Regions from separate parts of the Homo sapiens genome. Here region 1 is linked to region 2. A link is an interaction called in ENCODE POLR2A ChIA-PET data of the cell type or tissue named here. Cell type or tissue: OCI-LY7. All regions are shown on one strand. Each heading gives the region's core, and the rest is flanking DNA. Links, peaks and the distances in the headings are about the cores only.

What was found. ChIA-PET counts read pairs that join two places held together with the same protein. Peaks named below come from ENCODE experiments on the same cell type or tissue, not always from the same donor. Only the 100,000 strongest peaks of a DNase experiment are listed, where the experiment ranks them.
Region 1: POLR2A ChIA-PET joins it to region 2 with 7 read pairs; 2 of 35 experiments call an interaction of 5 or more read pairs at or near these places.

The regions. Positions count from the first base shown.
Region 1 is chr3:113,756,016-113,762,332 of GRCh38, forward strand. The region is part of intron 1 of ATP6V1A (ATPase H+ transporting V1 subunit A); the gene reads left to right. Among named protein-coding and RNA genes, the nearest start is that of ATP6V1A, 12 kb to the left of the region's middle. In OCI-LY7, for the core only: no CTCF peak of the experiment used is centred there; no DNase peak of the experiment used is centred there.
Region 2 is chr3:113,605,292-113,611,588 of GRCh38, forward strand. It overlaps SIDT1 (SID1 transmembrane family member 1), which reads left to right. Exons shown (of 25, transcript NM_017699.3): 15 at 1,750-1,823; 16 at 2,803-2,926; 17 at 3,128-3,245; 18 at 5,717-5,853. Among named protein-coding and RNA genes, the nearest start is that of MIR4446, 14 kb to the left of the region's middle. In OCI-LY7, for the core only: no CTCF peak of the experiment used is centred there; a DNase peak (open chromatin) is centred at 1,740; H3K27ac peaks cover 1,007 bases.

The sequences.
Region 1 (6,317 bases), core at 913-4,912, 150 kb after region 2:
CCAAATGCTTTCTTAATACTTTAGTTTTATTAACTCATGGAAGCCTCATAACAACCTATGAGATAGGCACTATTTTTCTATATTTAACAAATGAGGAAAACTAGGCACGGGATGATTAAATGTCCAACAGTCACACAGTTTATAAGTGGTAGGGCTCAGGATTAGAGCCCAGGGAGTCACTTTCCAGAGATTGCTGCCATAATACCGCTAAACATGTAGCCTGTCATAGTATTACAAGGTATTTAACCAGCCTCCATATTAATGGACATTCCAATCTTTTGCTTAAGAAACAGTGCTATAGTTAATATTTTGTTAATAGAACATTTTGTACATCTACAATAAATTCCTAGAAATGGACTAGCCATGTCAAAGGTAAGTACAATTTGAATTTTGGTGGGCACTGCCAAATTGCTCTCCAATTTAGGGATGTTCAGAAGTTCACCTTTGTCCTTAGTAATTTGCCAAAATCTGCCATTTAGCTTGGGTCTTTGGAAGGTGTGCTTTTAACATTTCTAGCATCCCTGAATTGTGTGTGATCTACCATCATGTAATAGCTTAAGTTACTATCATATGGAATTAATGTAACAATGTCAGTATGAGAGGTGTGACCTTTGGACTTACTACTTTCAAATAACAGTAAGTATTTTAGATATAACTTGAAATACTCCTTAATGTGATTTATACATTGAAATTCTATCAATCGAAGTTTGAATAGATATTGTTGAAAAAGTAAAATGCTGTAATTGTTAATAATTGTGAAGTTGCTGATTTTATGTACCAAAGCAATTATGTAAGAGTGTTCAAATAGTTAAATAGTGAATCAGATTGCATTTGAACATTAAGAGTGTGGTAGCTAGCTAAATAGAGGAATAGCTGGGTCCTTTCTTGTGAAAAGTGAGTTTTTGATAATCCGTGAGTCCTAGTCGTAGGTAATGCAAAATGAGGTAGCGAGGAGCTTTATTTAGATGAGTTATAAAATCCACAAATTATTTTGAATATAACACACTTGGTTTCAGTGCCCAATATTTCACTTGTTCAAGAAAGGAAAAAGTATCTCTATGAATCTAAGAAGCAGATTGACTGACACCAAACTCTTCAATGTGATCCAAAATAGACACTTAAAATACAGAATCTTCTCAGGTCCCAACGTAGTATACCTGCAGTGCCTGAATATGGCCCTGTAGTACCTGCTTATTGTACAGTGGGGCGTGTGTGTGTGTTTTAAATATCACCTCATTCTCCCTAAGGTACTCTACTGGGTATAGGGACAGCTTGGAAAGTAGCTGTAAATAGAGATAAACAGGCTGTCAGAAACAGTTATTTATTGTGAGCTAATTCTACCTCAGAGTAGTATAAAGCAACAGAAAATAACTTTCCCTATACCTCCACCCTCCAAATGAGCCATTGAGCCATATCAACTTTGATGTCCAAATTATTAGAGCTTAATCTGAGTCTTGGACAACAAACCCTTCTATGCCTCATGGCACGAAAGTGTGTTCAAGATGGAGTTAATATTTTCCTAAATTCTCATTCAACATATTGTAAGCTGATATGCCATTAGCCCCATTCTGAAAATATAGATGAATAAAGTACTTAAGAGGCATATCTGACTTCTACACTCCTGAGCTATTAAGTGACTGTGGAAATTCCCAGAATTAGTTAAACTTGGCAGGACCAGAGAGTGCCCACACAGCCTTATCCAGAGCCACATATATTTATTCTAAATAGACAGACAAAAAACTGGTTTGGCTAAGTTTTCATCTGTTGCCCCTATGCTGTTTCTAGGGTTAAAATTCTCTTAACAAATTTGCATAGGTCAAATAGTCCTTTAGAAATACTATATTAGTTGGCTGGGCCTGGTGGCTCACGCCTGTAATCCCAGCACTTTGGGAGGCCAAGGTGGGTGGATCACGAGGTCAAGAGATTGAGACCATCCTGGCCAACATGGTGAAACCCCATCTCTACTGAAAATACAAAAATTAGCTGGGCGTGGTGGTGTGCACCTGTAGTCCCAGCTACTCAGGAGGCTGAGGGAGGAGAATCACTTGAACCTAGGAGGCAGAGGTTGCAGTGAGCTGAGATCACACCCACTGCACTCCAGCCTGGCGATAGAGTGAGACTCTGTCTCAAAAAAAGAAAAGAAAAGAAATACTCTATTAGTCAACAAATAAAAGCAAAAGTGAACATGTGTCCTGTGGAAGCATGCCTTTATAGGAGTCATGCTGGCAATAACTTGTGCTTTTTAAAAAATAATTTTATTGATATATAATTGACATATCTGCACATAAAGTATACAGTTGGATAAGTTTTAATATATGTATACACACATGAAGCCAGCACTGTAATCAATATAGTGAACATATCCATCACACCCAAGAGAAGTTTCTTTGTTCCTCTTTTTAATCCTGTCCTTCCATACCTCCCCACCTCCTGTCCTTAACCATCCACTGATCTATTTTCTATCATTATAGTTAGTTTGCATTACATGTATCGATGATTCATATTTTCCTTGCTGACTATTATTCCATTTTATGGATATACCATAGTTTGTTTATCCATTCACCCATTGCTGGATATTTGTGCTGTCTTTCCACTTTTTGGCCATTATGAATAAAGGTCCTATGAACATTCATGTAAGTCTTTGGACATAAGCTTTCTCATGGGGAAATACCAAGGAGTAGAATGGCTGAATCATATGGTAAGTGTAATTTTAACTTTCTAAGAAACTGCCAAACTGTTTTCCAAAGTGGTTGTACCATTTTACAGTTCTACTAGCAATATGTGAGTGTGTTAGTTGTTCTACATCCTTACCAACACTTCCTTTGTCAGTCTTTTAAACTTTTAGCCATTCTGATAGCTGTGGAATGGCATTTCATTGTGGTTTTAACTTGCATTTTCCTAGTGACTAATGAGCTTAAGCATCTTTTCATGTACTTTGCCATCTATCTTCCTTGGTTAAGTGAATGTTCAAATCTTTTGCCTGTTTTAATTGAGTTTTCCTATTATTGAGTTTTGATCTTTGTAGATTCTGGATATAAGTTCTTTGTCAGGTTTATGTCTGTAAATATTTTCTCCCAGTCTTTACCTTGTCTTTTTGTTCTAACAATGTTTTTTGATGAGCAGAGATTTGAAGTCCAGTTTACCATTTTATTCTTTTGTGGATTGTGCTTTTAGCGTTATGTCAAATCCAAGGTCACAAAGGAAGTTTTATAGTTTTAGGTTTTACATTTAGGTCTACCATCCATTTTTAGATTTTTCTATATAGTTACGGGTTTTTTTTTTTTTTTGCATTTTATGTATACGTTGGTTCTACCACCACTTGTTGAAAAGACAATATGCTTTCTACACTGAATTGCCTTTGCACTTTTGTCAAAAGCCAGTTGTCCATATATGTGTTGGAGTAGAGCCTTTTTGAGCTAATAAATTTTGTAAAATTTTAAATAATAATACTAGGCAGATTAATAGGGATTAAATTTTATCTGTTCATTATAGAATTATATGTGTTCTACCATTCACAAGATTGAACAAATTGACCATTAAAATTATTAATAAAATTATAACTTAATAAATTGAATCTAATTTAATATTTTCTTAATATTTAAGAATATTTAATCATAATTTTTGATCTTAGAAGGTCATTCTGTGATGGTAATATTTGGATTCAGCTTTGGCGTCAGTTGAATATTTTAAAAATCTTGGCCATCAAGCATTAGGCCAAAATGTGTATTCAGTGTACTTTGAAAGGGTTTTATCAGTTTTCACTCAACGATTAGAGTTTCTATTTCCCCCCACACCCTTGCCAGTACTGTCACTGAACAATATTTAGTAATTGCCTACTATGTGCCAAGGCATTTTACTGGATAATTGGGGTGTTCAATAAACAAAGCAGAGGCGGTCCCTGTTTTTCTAGCATTTATAGTCTGGAAGTGAAGACAGACATTGAACAGCTTCTTTCACATTTTTTAATCACAAGAGTAGTAAGTGCTATTAAGAAGCAATATTAGAGACCTTGAGCACATACCAGAGGAGCAGGCAGTTAATTTCTTAGTAAATCATACTATTGAAAACTTCTCCTCTCCCCACAACTAGTTTAGTTAAATAAACCCTGGTTGTTAATCATAGTATACTAGGTAAACTGTTAGAAACACAGATTTCTTGTCCTCTGAATTGAAAATGTCTGGACTTTTGACTATAGTCATTATTTAAATCCAGATTGTGAGGTGTTTTTTCACCTATCTTAGGCAGCATTCTTTTCTTCTTTTATCCTTTGTGCTTTAGGATATATTTTTATTGCAGAGATTTTATGAATTCCTGAATTAAATGTGAACCTATTTATGTAACACTCTCTTCTAAACATTGGGTTAATATACCTGAGCACAGTTTATGAACCTTTGTCCTCTTCTATTCCATCCATTAAATAAACGAGAGGATGGCTGGGCATGGTGGCTTACGCCTGTAATCCCAGCACTTTGGGAGGCCGAGGTGGGCGGATCACAAAATCAAGAGATCGAGACCATCCTGGCCAACATGGTGAAACCCTGTCTCTACTAAAAATACAAAAAATTAGCTGGGCGTGGTGGCGGGTGCCTGTAGTCCCAGCTACTCAGGAGGCTGAGGCAGGAGAATGGCATAAACCCGGGAGTTTGGAGCTTGCAGTGAGCCGAGATCGCACCATTGCACTCCAGCCTGGGCAACAATAAGACTCCATCTCAAAAAAATAAAAAATAAAACTAAACAAATGACAGGATGGATTCGTTTAAATATAGACATCGGCCAGGTACAGTGGCTCACCCCTGTAATCCCAGCACTTTGGGAGGCCAAGGCAGGCAGATCACAAGATCAAGAGATCGAGACCATCCTGGCCAATATGGTGAAACTCTGTCTCTACTAAACAAACAAAAATTAGCTGGGCATGGTGGCACACACCTGCGGTCTCAGCTATTCGGGAGGCGGAGGCAGTAGAATTGCTTGAATCCGGGAGGGGGAGGTTGCAGTGAGCCTAAATCGCGCCACTGCACTCCAGCCTGCCCATAGAGCGAGACTCTGTCTCAAAGAAAAAAAAAATAGACATATTTTCTTTTCTTTTCTTTTTTTTTTTCTTTTTTTTTGAGACAGGGTCTCACTGTGTTGTCCAAGCTGGTCTTGAACTCCTGGACTCAAGCGTGATCCTCCCACCTCAGCTTCCCAAGTAGCTGAGAATACAGGCATGAGCCACCGTACCTAGACAGCATCATTTTATAAGTGTAATAGCATTTTTAGTACAACACTGTTGATGCTGTCTCTTTTTTGTTCCTTGTATGTGTGTCAGTCTCAAATGCCTACATTTCTTACATTTGGCTAGTTTAGCTGCTCATGATTTTTTTTTTTTTGGCAAAGCCATCAAAATTTGCTCAGTAACGAGAGTAATATGGTAATTGTAAAGTTTTAAAAATAAGTTTCGGCTGGGCTTGGTGGCTCGCACGTGTTATCCCAGCGCTTTGGGAGGCCGAGGTGGGTAGATCACCTGAGGTCGGGAGTTCAAGACCAGCCTGACCAACATGTAGAAATCCCGACTCTACTAAAAATACATAATTAGCCGGGCATGGAGGCACATGCCTGTAATCGCAGCTACTCTGGAGGCCGAAGCAGGAGAATTGCTTGAACCCGGGAGGCAGAGATTGTGGTGAGCCAAGATCGCGCCATTGCACTGCAGCCTGGGCAACAAGAGCAAAACTCTGTCTCAAAAAAAAAAAAGTTTCTAAGTATTTTAAGCAATTGCCTTTTTAAAGTAGTCATACAGTTTCTAGTTTGACTTCTTTTGAAGGTGATAATTTTCCTGCATGATTGCCTGAATTTTGAAAAAAATTGGTAAAGTTGGCTGGGCACAGCAGCTCACGCCTGTAATCCCAGCACTTTGGGAGGCCAAAGCGGGCGGATCACCTGAGGTCAGGAGTTCGAGACCAGCCTGACCAACATGTAGAAACCCCAACTCTACTAAAAATACATAATTAGCTGGGCATGGAGGCACATGCCTGTAATCGCAGCTACTCTGGAGGCTGAAGCAGGAGAATTGCTTGAACCCGGGAGGCAGAGGTTGTGGTGAGCCAAGATCGCGCCATTGCACTGCAGCCTGGGCAACAAGAGCAAAACTCTGTCTCAAAAAAAAAAAAGTTTCTAAGTATTTTAAGCAATTGCCTTTTTAAAGTAGTCATACAGTTTCTAGTTTGACTTCTTTTGAAGGTGATAATTTTCCTGCATGATTGCCTGAATTTTGAAAAAAATTGGTAAAGTTGGCTGGGCACAGCAGCTCACGCCTGTAATCCCAGCACTTTGGGAGG
Region 2 (6,297 bases), core at 39-4,038:
TTTTGTGTATTTTTAGTAGAGGTGGGGTTTCACCATGTTGACCAGGCTGGTCTCAAACTCCTAACCTCAGGTGATCCGCCTGCTTCAGCCTCCCAAAGTACTGGGATTACAGGCATGAGCCACCACACCCAGCCCATTGCTTCATCTTTAACTGACCTTTCAATCTAGTTCCCAATTGTTTTATCACAAAGGGAGCTGCAATCTCTTGTATTATTTTGTCTACCAGTCTGAAAGTATTACCCTGTGCTTATTCAGTCATGATATCTATCCACTGCATCTGTTACTTAACACTCTGAGCTTTCTGATCATTATGGGACAATGAGTAGAGTAAATAAAGTTCCAGACTAAAACAAAGGAACCTGATAGCTAATCTAGCCTGTGCCTTCCCATTGAAGGTAAATTTTTTTTGTAAAATTAAAAACAGCTTTGTGGCTGGGCACGGTGGCTCACATCTGTAATCCCAGAACTTTGGGAGGCCTAGGCAGGTGGATTGCCTGAGCTCAGGAGTTTGAGACCAGCCTGGGCAACATGGCGAAACCCTGACTCTACCAAAAATACAAAAAAATTAGCTGAGTGGTGGCACACACCTGTGGTCCCAGCTACTCGGGAGGCTGAAGTGGGAGGATTGCTTGAGCCTGTGGAGGTGTAGATTGCAGTAAGCTGACACTGAGCCACTGCACTCCAGCCTGAGTGACAGAGTGAGACCGTGTCTCAAGAACAAAAAAAGGAAAAAAAAGAAAAAAAAAAAGCTTCATGAAACTAACAAAATATTACAGTAAAAGGAAAATGTAAAATAAAAACAAGCATTTTTTAAGCAAAAATAATATGAAAGTAGTTTGAGAATCCTCATTCCTCCATAGAATCCTAGGCCAAGGTCACTTATATGGCCTTCTATAGAATTTATTACACAGTAGAAAGCCCATTTACAATAGCAAAAAGCTGAAGTTGCTTCTAATGCAGTGGCCCTCAGACTTTGCTCTGCATTAAGGTCACCTGGGAAGCTTTTACAAATCCCAGTGTCCAGGCTGTACCCCGTCCCAATTAGATCAGAGTCCCTGAGGGTGGGGCCAGGCATCTGTAGTGTTTAAACCCCCAGTGATTCCAACATACAGCCAAGTTTGTGTGTTAATGATCTAATAATATTTAGTCAATTGCATACTTATTATGCAGTGAGAAAAAGGACTTCATGAGGTTTGAGCACCACTGTTTATAATCTAAATCTTCTCTGCATACTTTGGGGGACTGTCAGAAGATACACCTGGACTGTGGTTTGGGAAAGTTCTTGACAGAGATGGTGATAAATAGGGAAAGCTGAACACACATCTCCTCGTGTCTACCTGCCTCATGTTTACCATTTCTACCCAGAGGATGGGACAGCTCTATATCCCCTCTGCAGTAACCTAGAAAATAAGACATAGTGTGACAGTCCTGAAAGGCCCCAATGTTCGCATTCTTTCGTAGTCCTTTTATCATAACAAAGGAAATGCAATTGGATGAATTCCACCTTGGGGCTGCATAAGAGGGTACACAGAATATTCCCATTCAAAGCAAGATGGTAACTTTTTTGTAAAAAAAGTGCCTGTGCTGTGTAAGGTGGCAGATAATGGCCCATCTGTGCAGAGGAGCACTGGTTACATTGTAAACTAGTGACAGTGCATCTCCGTGAGCCCTGTCTGCTCTTTGTGTTCCTGCTGGGGCTCAGAGGACGGAGGAAAACCACATTTCCTCTTCTCACTCTTGATTTTACAGGTGGTAAATGTCACTGGCAACCAGGACATCTGTTACTACAACTTCCTCTGTGCTCACCCCTTGGGCGTCCTGAGGTAAACCCAGTCCTCTGGTTGCCCATGAGGCATTTAGAGATGCCTTTCTGTCTAATGTTGTGATTTCGGTTTTTAAAAATACTAAAAACAACTGTGGAAAACGACCCTATTCAAGGGTAAAAAGGAACTAAACCAAGAAGTTGAGACCAGGTATGCTCCTCCCGTTCCTGTATGTGGTTCTCAGGAAACATTCCTTAGCATACTGCCTGCTGAGATGAGGGCAGTGACATTTTTTAAAATGTCAGATCTCTAGCTCTGGTGGCATTTGTTCACAGGCATGAGCTGGCAACCTATTGTCTCATTCGATCCATTAAACAACCTCGTGAGATAGACATTACTATGATCCCTATTTTTAGATGAAGGCAGGTGAGGATTTGCTGAAGGTCCCTCAGCTGCTAAGTAGTGCAGGACGCAAACCCAGCCCTGTGGCCTCCCAGGCCATGCTCTAGCCACCAGAACTTGGTGACGTGGAAGAAGCATTGCCTGGGAGTTGGGAGTCTAGCCTCTTGCTCCAGAGCTGAACCAGCGTTCGTTTCCTCAAATAAAGCTGCTGGCTATGATTGGCTGACACTTACCTGAAATTCACAATTAGAGAGCTGAACATTGACACACACGGGTCCACCTGTGAGAACTCACTCTCACGGTGTAGCTGAAACACTTGCCTGTCTTTGAAGCAGCTGTCTTTCCCAGGATTCATACTATACAAACGCCACTGGGATAAGAGAGGATGGGAGGGTGTTAGGAAGCCAAGCAGGCACCCTTGAGAGGAAACAGTCACGTTGTCACAGGCTAAGTAAGCATCATAAAATGAAGGAGTTAGGTTAAAGAGGATTTCTAATACTTTTCTGATCTTGAAACCTTATGGAAAGGTTAATGGAAAACATTCATGCTGAATTCATTCATTCCTTCATGCATCATGTATTCTCTGGGTCCCTTTGATGGTCTTGACTCTCTCATGGTCTCTCACTCATCCCTGTAGTGCCTTCAACAACATTCTCAGCAATCTGGGCCACGTGCTTCTGGGCTTCCTCTTCCTGCTGATAGTCTTGCGCCGCGACATCCTCCATCGGAGAGCCCTGGAAGCCAAGGACATCTTTGCTGTGGTGAGGAAAGAGTGGGTAGGAGCTAGGAAGGGTTATGGATCCAAACAGGATCTGCAAAGGGGTGGGACATCTGGCTTAATGGTGTGATGATTTATTATGTGTAATAAACTACATGAGGCCAGAAGCATGTGCTTCCAGATTAGTGACTTGGTGGATATGGCACTATTTAGTATCTATTGACCACCCTTTCTCCTTTTTCAGGAGTACGGGATTCCCAAACACTTTGGTCTCTTCTACGCTATGGGCATTGCATTGATGATGGAAGGGGTGCTCAGTGCTTGCTACCATGTCTGCCCTAATTATTCCAACTTCCAATTCGGTAATTAGAACTTATATCTACTATACAGATTTGAATCGTCAGTCTTATCCTGGAACCCTCCCCAAAAATGCCAAAGTCATGCTTGCAAAGATCAAATGGCATTTTATGTGAGCTGAAGAGATCAGAGAGGACCTCCACACAGAGCATGACCTAATTGAGCAGTTAGACTGCTTTGGGATGAAAGTTATGGAGAACCCAATTTATGCTGGATTGAATAATAAGGACATCCAGATGTAGAAAGGGCTTGTGGTTGATTTATCTGGTGACTCTGCCTTCATTTCTCTGTGATCCCTTTGATTGTACCCAGCCTGTATGTTGGTTTTATCATCAGGCTATCTTCCCTGCTGGTGGCAAAAGTAACTATAGCAGCCCCTGGCTTCGTAGTTCCACCCAACAATTCCAGAGGAGGCGGCAAGCTGGGTTCCAGAAGCCTTCAATTAAGAGCAAGGAAGTTGTTTTTTGAGAAAGCCACAGATAATATCCTTTCACATCTCAGTAGCTTATACAGTCATGAGCCCATTCTTTTTTTTTTTTTTTTTTTTTTTTGACAGAATCTGGCTCTGTCGCCCAGGCTGGAGTGCAGTGGCATGATCTGAGCTCACTGCAATCTCTGCCTCAGGGGTTCAAGTGATCCTCATCCCTCAGCCTCCCCAGTAGCTGGGACTACTGGTGCGCACCACCACGCCCAGCTAATTTTTGTATTTTTTTTGGTAGAGATGGGGTTTCACCATGTTGGCCGGGCTGGTCTCAAACTCCTAACCTCAGGCGATCCTCCTGCCTCTGCCTCCCAAAGTGCTGGGATTACAGGCGTGAGCCACCACACCCGGCCCCATGAGCCCATTTTTGAATCATTCTCTAAGCGCTGGTTAGCTCAGACCCAGGTTGCTTCACCAATCAGCAAAAAAGGTGGGACTATCTTTAGACCAATCAGCCCTGTCCCTGGAGCCAAAGGTGGGATTAGCTTTCCTGAAGCAAAGGGGCTGAGACAGTGTGCATTTCTGAATTGAAAGCGGGTAGACATTGAGTTAATATTGAGATGTTATTAAGAAGGAAGAAAGGAAAAGCTGATGCTGTCTAGCAAGTAACGATGTCCTCCACTCTCAAGGATGAGGATTTTTTAAACGGTCGTTTAATGTTTGTGCTCTGGCTTCTGGTGTTAACTCTGAGCACCACAGAACTCTGTCGCATTTAATTTTTTTAATTAGGAAACATTTTCAATAGAGAAAACTGCAGAGAATGATATCATTCACCACTCAGAATGAACAAATGTCAACATTTTTAAATATTTGCCTAGATCTACTTTTTAAAGAATAAAGCACTGTGATAAAGTTGAGGTCCTGTTTTGACGCACTTTCAAACTTAATCTCCTCCTTCCTCCCCTAAAGGCAATAACCATGATTAATTTTATATTTACCTTCCCGGTTTGTTTTTATAATTTTTCTACATTTGTAGCAAATTAATAGTAGTTTATCATTCTGTGTTCTGCAGCCTTTTTTCATTCAAGAATATGTTTTCAAGATTTATCAATATTATATCAAGGACATGTAGTGCATTCATTTTTAAGGGTTGTCATATTATATAACAAAAAGTATCACATTTATCAATTCCTCTATTGAACAGCATTTAAATGTTGCCTGTATTTTGCTATTATAGATAACACTGCAGTGATCATCCTTCTATATGTCTCTTTGTATGTATGTGAGAGAGGTTCCTTGGGATACCTAGAAGTAGAATTTTTCAGTTACTTGGTTTGTGCACCTTCTATTTTACCAAAAACTGACAAATTTCTCTCCAGAGCATTAATTCCCATTCCCAATAGCTGTGTGAGACTTCCCATTCCCCAGATCATCACTAACGTTTATTACTGTCAGACACTTAAAGTTTTTATCAAGTTTTTGAGTAAAATGGAGGCATTGCATTGTTATCTTAATTTGCATGTCCACAATTGTAATGCAGTAAGCTCCATTTTATTTCTAGCTATTTTCCATCACTAGGCTATAAAGCTATAAATGTGCAGTAATCAATGTGATTATATTTTAGGGTGCTGAGAACGACCTCCCACACCCATCTGGGGCTCATTTTATGGTCACACTGCCTACATTATCACCATTAGGAATTCTTTTGTTATAATTGTTGAACACCAGCATCTAAAACGCAAGTGGGGGTAGTTGTTTGTTTATCATATCAGACACTCCTTCTGTGAAAGAGGAGTTATTTATTTATTATATCAGATGTTTTTCTTCTGTGAACTAAAGGGCAGCCTTAGAGAGGTTTAGAAGTGGAGTACGTGCGGTCTCCTAGAGAATGTGCCAAGAGGCTGACATGTTAGAGGTCTCCACACAGCCTGCGGGTAGAAAATAGTCCATGGATTGAAGTGAGGGGTACTCAGAGTCTGAAGAAAAATCTAGAAAATATCATCTGTCTGTCACCTACTGAATCCTGATCATCTGGCTCCTCCTTTGGGTCCTCAGACACCTCCTTCATGTACATGATCGCTGGCCTGTGCATGCTGAAGCTCTATCAGACCCGCCACCCAGACATCAATGCCAGCGCCTACTCTGCCTATGCCTCCTTTGCTGTGGTCATCATGGTCACCGTCCTTGGAGTGGTGCGTCCCCCACCTTCTTCCACCTGGCTCTCGAAAAGTGCCCCCCTAGGTCCAATAAACAAACAACAATCAAGTGAACGGGTTTGGATTAACCAAAATCCTCAGTTCATGACACAATTTCATCTCATGACACAATTTCATCTCATGACACACTTTCATCATTGGCCCACTCATGGCACACTTTTACTTAGTTATTTAGTTTTTTTGTTTGTTTGTGAGACTCTGTCACCAGGCTGGAGTGCAGTGGCATGATCTCAGCTCACCGCAACCTCCACCTCCCGGGTTCAAGCGATTCTCCTGCCTCAGCCTCCTGAGTAGCTGGGACTACAGGCGCCCACCACCACGCCTGGCTAATTTTTGTAGAGACAGAGTTTCACCATGTTGGCCAGACTGGTCTCAAACTCCTGACCTCATGATCTGCCCACCTCGGCCTCCCAAAGTGTT